Linked DNA regions of Homo sapiens: region 1 is linked to region 2. Evidence: chromatin contacts called from ENCODE Hi-C or POLR2A ChIA-PET data. All regions are on one chromosome and are shown on one strand. The core of a region is the stretch at or near the end of the contact, and the rest is flanking DNA. Distances in the headings are between cores, read along the strand shown.

What was found. A loop is a pair of places that touch in the nucleus more often than their neighbours do. ChIA-PET counts read pairs that join two places held with the same protein, here RNA polymerase II (POLR2A). Pooled maps may share reads with other maps.
Region 1: a pooled map shows a loop between it and region 2 (3-fold over the local background). The contact joins two enhancer-like sites. A Hi-C loop is called at or near these places in 1 of 168 maps with a recorded cell type or tissue (K562) and 3 of 50 pooled maps. POLR2A ChIA-PET finds 5 or more read pairs at or near these places in 3 of 52 experiments (MCF 10A, SK-N-SH and naive thymus-derived CD8-positive, alpha-beta T cell).

Annotation. Positions count from the first base shown.
Region 1 is chr11:44,610,323-44,613,315 of GRCh38, reverse strand. The region is part of intron 6 of CD82 (CD82 molecule); the gene reads right to left. Among named protein-coding and RNA genes, the nearest start is that of CD82-AS1, 6.5 kb to the right of the region's middle. RefSeq lists silencers at 1,081-1,130, 1,201-1,280. Within about 2 kb of position 1,500, at least 8 of the 41 ENCODE cell types and tissues checked have a DNase peak (open chromatin) inside an H3K27ac peak, as active enhancers do.
Region 2 is chr11:44,679,704-44,682,663 of GRCh38, reverse strand. No RefSeq gene overlaps it. Among named protein-coding and RNA genes, the nearest start is that of LINC02704, 20 kb to the left of the region's middle. Within about 2 kb of position 1,548, at least 5 of the 41 ENCODE cell types and tissues checked have a DNase peak (open chromatin) inside an H3K27ac peak, as active enhancers do.

The DNA.
Region 1 (2,993 bases), core at 251-2,750, 69 kb after region 2:
GGGGAGCCTCCGAGAGCCAGCCCCTGCCTGGCTCCACCTAGCCTCTCACATGGACCTTGCCCAGAGACCTTTCAGGGCAAATGCATGGTTGGACTGGTCAAGGCAGTGGGGGCGAGGGACCCTAGAAGGCAGGGATGCCAAGGAGAAGGCCACACACCTTCCCACCTCGGTTCCTGAGAAGGAAGAATTGGGAGAAATGAGACAGGTACTTCCAGGTGGGGTTTCAGAGCCTGACTCCCAGGGAACCCTGTTGGTGGAGCTTCCAGCAGCTCCCCATGGGCAGTCCTTGAATGAACGCTGTGCTCAGAGAACCCATATCCTGCAGATGGACCTGCAGCCCTGGCTCCTCACCCAGCTCCCTTGGTTAAATTAATGCTGGGGCTGGCCATGGTGGCTCACGTATGTAATTCCAGCACTTTGGGAGGCCAAGGTGGGCAGATTACGAGCTCAGGAGATCGAGACCATCCTGGCTAACATGGTGAAACTCCATCTCTACTAAAAAAAAATACCAAAAATTAGCTGGGTGTGAATGGCAGGTGCCTGTAGTCCCAGCTACTCGCGAGACTGAGACAGAAGAATCGCTTGAACCCGAGAGGTGGAGGTTGCAGTGAGCCGAGATCACGCCACTGCACTCCAGCCTGGGCGACAGAGCCAGACTCCATCTCAAAAAAAAAAAAAAAAAAAAAAAAAAATTAATGCTGGGAAACCAGCCTCTGATGACGCTCCCTGCCCTTCTCTCAATAAAGCTCTCAGCATGATATTTAAAAAAAAAAAAAAAAAGCCCTTATACAGAGTTCTGCAATTTACAAAGCTTTCCTGTCAGTAATTAATCCCAACACTAATAGTGGCTAACTTTTATCAAATGTTTGTTATGTACCTGGTGCTGTGGTAAGCACTTTAAATGTATTATCTCAACTGAATCTTCACAGCAGACCTATGGCCTAGGTATTCACCCCATTCCCTCATTATAGAGATGCAGAAAACAAACCCAGAGAGGTTAATTAACTTGCCCAAAGTCACACAGCCAACATGCGGAAGAAGTGAGGTTTGCACACAGGCTTGGCTGATTTCAGAACCCAGGTTTTTACCTATTAAGCTTTATTGGCATTTAAACCACACGGCTATACCCAGTTTTAACCAGGGCCCAGAAAAGCTAAGTGGTTTGCCTGAGTCACATAGCTGGGGCTGTCTGCCAGGTGATCTGACATCTCGGGTCCACCTCTCAACCCCAGTGGGTGGGTGATCCCCACGGTGTGGAAAGGAGGGGCTCTCTAGAAGCATCTGTGCGGAAAGCTGCCTCTCCCACATCCTTCCCCACCCACCCAGCTTCCTCACAACATGTTGCACTGAGGCTCTGTTTAAACCCCAGCGTGGTTGTCACAGCAGCCTGGACTTCCCTGTTTCTCTCCCAGCCTCCCTGAAATGAGAAGGTGATGGAAGCTGGGTGGTTTCCACCTAGATGGGTGGTTTCCATGGAAACACCACAACATCTTTCAGTCCAGAATGTGGTTGAGGGACACACCTGGGCCACGGGGACCATGGCCACAGGGGCTGGTTCAGCTTGGAGCTGATGCTCAGGAGGCCTGTGCTGGGAGTGCAGGGAGGTCACCCTGGCAACCAGGTAGCTACTGAGACAAAAAGGACAGGGAGGTAGCAGGAGAAGACATTCATGAGCTCCCTCCATCCCCCCAGGGACCGCTCCATTGTTTCTGCCTGCCCTGCAGAAACCCACTCCTTGGATGTAACCACCCTTCTATTTCTCCATGGAGCTGAGGAGGCCCCACTCCCTCGATGCCAGAAGCAGGCAAAAGACCTGGGCTGCCACTCAGTGCCATCCACATCACAGGCACGGCGAGTGGTTCAGAGATGGGCTTGAGACCCATGCTCACATACCCGGCCCTCTTTCCATCAATGTGGTAGGATGAGGACCTGGGCTACCCTCAGGCTCCACTGGGGACAGCCTGCCCGAGAAGGGAGCCAACAGAGGAGGGTAGGGCTGAAGGGTGAATAGGGACAGCAGCAGCCTTTGGGATCCAGCTGAGCCTTCTGCTGGCTCTGGCTACTTTCAGTTGAGTCACTGTCACATGCCATAAAGAGTCCTGCCCAGGGCCAGCTGCATAATTTACACCTAGTGCAAAGCAAAAATGCAGGGCCCCTTGTTTAAAAATTATTAAGAATTTCAGCTGGGCGTGGTGGCTCACACGTGTAATCCCAACACTTTGGGAGGCCGAAATGGGCAGATCACTTGAGGTCAGGAGTTCGAGTTCAGTCTGGCCAACATGGTGAAACCCCATCTCTACTAAAAACACAAAAATTAGCTGGGCCTGGTGGTGTGTGCCTGTAGTCCCAGCTACTTGGGAGGCTGAGGCAGGAGGATCACCTGAGCCCAGAAAGTGGAGGTTGCAGTGGGCCGAGATCATCCCACTGCACTCCAGCCTGGGCAACAGAGCAAGACTCTATCTCAAAAAGAAAAGAAAAAAAAAAGAATTTCAATACAGCAACAGCAGATTATCCTGTGTGACTGCATAGGTTGAATGCCGAGGAAGCCAGCCCTGTCTTCCCTGTCTCCCTCCTCCCCATTTCTCAGAAGAGAAAAATGAGGCTCAGAGTTGGAGCAACTTCCCAAGATCACATAGATAGAAAGCAGCAGAGACATGACCAGACCTTGATCTGTGCAGCTCCAGGGACCCGGGATCTTAGCCTCGGCAAGCTGCCCAGGGCCTCCCCATGACCCTGCTGTCCTCTGCATGGCTCTACTCACGTCCCACCCAAATGCTGAGCTTTGACTTCTCTTTTAGTGTGAATTTTCACAGAGTCAGAGTTAGGAGAGACCTTTGCGTCCAGCAAATCATCCAAATGTAAGAGTCATGCTTTTTTAGGCTCTGCTTAAATGCTCCCTGCGATGGGGAAGTCAGTACCTCACACAATAGCATGTTGCGGAGTTGAGAGGCTCTGATACAATTTAAGTTCTGCTCAAATGACTTCTACCCACT
Region 2 (2,960 bases), core at 299-2,798:
GTAAGCTTTCCATAAATAGTGGCTATAACTGTTTGTAGTATAATTGCTATTGTTATTAAGCCTGTGGCTTTTTGAACAAGGGATGTGCAGAGTGAGGGAGGGATGACTAAATGAACAGATGATGGATGAATGGATAATGAGTGAAAGGATGAGAATATGGATGGGTGATAAAGGGAGAAGGATGGATGATTAATAGAGGCTGGATGGATAGTCTTAGAATGGATAAATGGAAGGATGGAAGGATGGGTGGATGGGTGGATGTATGGATGGATAAATGGATAGATGGATAGATGATGGATGAATGGGTGGATGGATGGATGATGGATAGATAGGTGGGTAGGTGAATGGGTACATAATGGATAGTTGGATGTGTGAGTGATGGATTGATGAATGAAGGGTCCATCTTTTCCTTTCATAAGTAAGGATAGAAGAAAGGAGGCAAGAGGTTGACAGGAAGACCAAAGGTCTTGGTGGCTAGAGACAAGAGTCAAAGGCTACTTGTTATCCCAGCCTTCTACCATAGCCCAGATCTCAACTAGGTCTCATAACTTAGTCTCCGAGTGACTGTTCCTAGGCCGACTTGAGGTTATGCCTCTGGAATAAGAAGAGATTGGCTGTGGAATAGCTGAAGGAGCAAATGTAGGGCTATAAATCTGCCCTTGGCCGAGAGGCTTTCTTAGAATTCACTGTGAAGTTCACTGACCATGAAGTTGCTTCTTGGGGGAAGGGAAGCCCTAAGCTCTCCTCCACTGGCAAGGAAGAGTGAGTCATTATGGTGACCTGAAGGTTGCAGAAGCAAACACCACATTGCTGCCCAGCTGGCCCTAGCTGCAGGTCCTGAGGGGCCTTTTCAGACACATCCAGGAGAGGTCTCAGGGAATGATCCCCAACCAGCCACCCAAGTGGGATTATAGGGGGAGTGAAGAGCAGGGCAAGCCCCTGGGAGGGAGCTTGGAGGGGTCCCAGAATCCTGGAGCACCAGCACCAGCAGAGACTCAGGGATCCTCCAGGCCACCCCACCCATGGGGCAGATGGAGACACAGAGGCAAGAGAGGGTGGTGGCTTCCCCAGGTGCCCTGCAGGTCAATCAAGGGTGGAGTCGGCGCTTGAATGCAGGTCCCAGGCTGTGGGGTCTCTCCAGTCCTCACTGTTAGCTATTCCTTGGCTGTGGGGTGAAACCACCCAGACTCTCCAGGAAACCCTGAGGCTTCTCAGGCAGGGCGTGGCTAGAAGCAGTTTCCTGGGGGCTGGTTTATATTCCGACACTGGTGTGTCTTTCACCACAGCCCCTGTAATGTTCCAGGAGTCACTCTCCAGGATTCTTGGATGCTGAGAAACCCTCCCAGGCCCTGAGGCCGATAAAAGAGTGTTGGATCAAGTCCCTCTCTGCTGCGTGGAGCCCACGGTGATTATCTCTGGGACTCTGACTTGAAGAAGCCAGGAAGACAGAACAGTGGCTTTTCAGGAGCTGCAGGTCAGGCCCTGCCCAGTGGAAACAGCCACACCTGAGAAACCCACATCCTTTTGCTGGGGAGCCAGAGTGCCTGGGCGGGGTGTCCTGACTCCTCCCCTTACTAGCATGGCCTTCAGGGAGGTACCTCCTCTCTTTCTGCATTTCATGGCTGAAGAGAGGGGGATGGGGGCGAGGGATGCCAAGAAAGGGTGGCCTGAGAGAAAAGAGGAAACTTAGGAATGCATTTGGGCCTGTTTACTGAAGGCCTGTTTACTCTGCTCCTTGCACCCAAATCCCACTGAAAACAATAACGAATTTGGGGGGAAAAAATAGAGCAAGACCTCCTTTTTTTTTTTCTTTTTTTTTGAGAGAAGTCACCCAGGCTGGAGTGCCATGGCACGATCTTGGCTCACTGCAATCTCTACCTCCTGGGTTCAAGTGATTCTCCTGCCTCAGCCTCCCTAGTAGCTGGGACTACAGGTACCTGCCACCACACCCAGCTAATTTTTGTATTTTTAGTAGAGATGGGGTTTCACCATGTTGGCCAGGCTGGTCTCTAACTCCTGTACTCAGGTGATCTGCCCACCTAGGCCTCCCAAAGTGCTGAGATTACAGGTGCCATTTTTTATTAAACCAGAAAGTATACATGCTGCTAAATGCCACAAATATGAAGAGGGCACAGAGAGACGAGGAGGAAGCCAGTCTCCCTACAGACAGCACCACTGGGAGGCCTCCTCTGTGGATGATAGGGTCTGGGGGCAGCTCAGGCTGCAGGGTCATGAGAAACATCCTTCTGTAGACCCAGTTCAATAGCACAGGACAGTGGGGGGCGAGACGGGACGTGCTGACCGTCCATGTCTCCTGCCTGGCACCCAACTCCTCCCAGCACCAGGAGACTGCTGGGGCGAAGTAGAGGAAGGAGGACGTTTGAAGGCCTTTGCTGAGTCTTGGCAAACCTCAGTGCTGAAGTGGGAGGTGATGTATGTCCAAGGAATAACAATAAAGGATTTGGAAAGAGCATGTCTGCTGGAAACAAACCCTAGTCACTTTCTGGGTTGCATACCTCTCTCTTCAATATCATCCTGCAACAAATGACTGGCTGTGTTCTAAGGTGAATGATAATCACAAAGGAACCAAAAAGGGACTAAAGAAAACAAAAAGGCAATAGAGGTAAGGAACGTAAGCAAAGACCACAAGAACTGACGTCAGGAGAGGACTTATTAAACAAACAAAAAACACAGAGGGAGAGTCAGACACACAGTGCTCCAGGTACTCAAAGAGATTGCACACGACCCAACCTCCTTAATGAGCTAAAAGATGTCAAGGTTTCCATAAAGCACTTATGAGGCAACAGACAGAAAGACACCAGCTCTCAGGAAAGAAATAGAAGCAAAAAATAAAGACACTTTGAAATTAAAAAGACATATGGGCTGGGTGCAGTGGCTGATGCCTGTAATCCCAACAATTTGGGAGGCCAAGGTGGGCAGATTACTTGATGTCAGGAGTT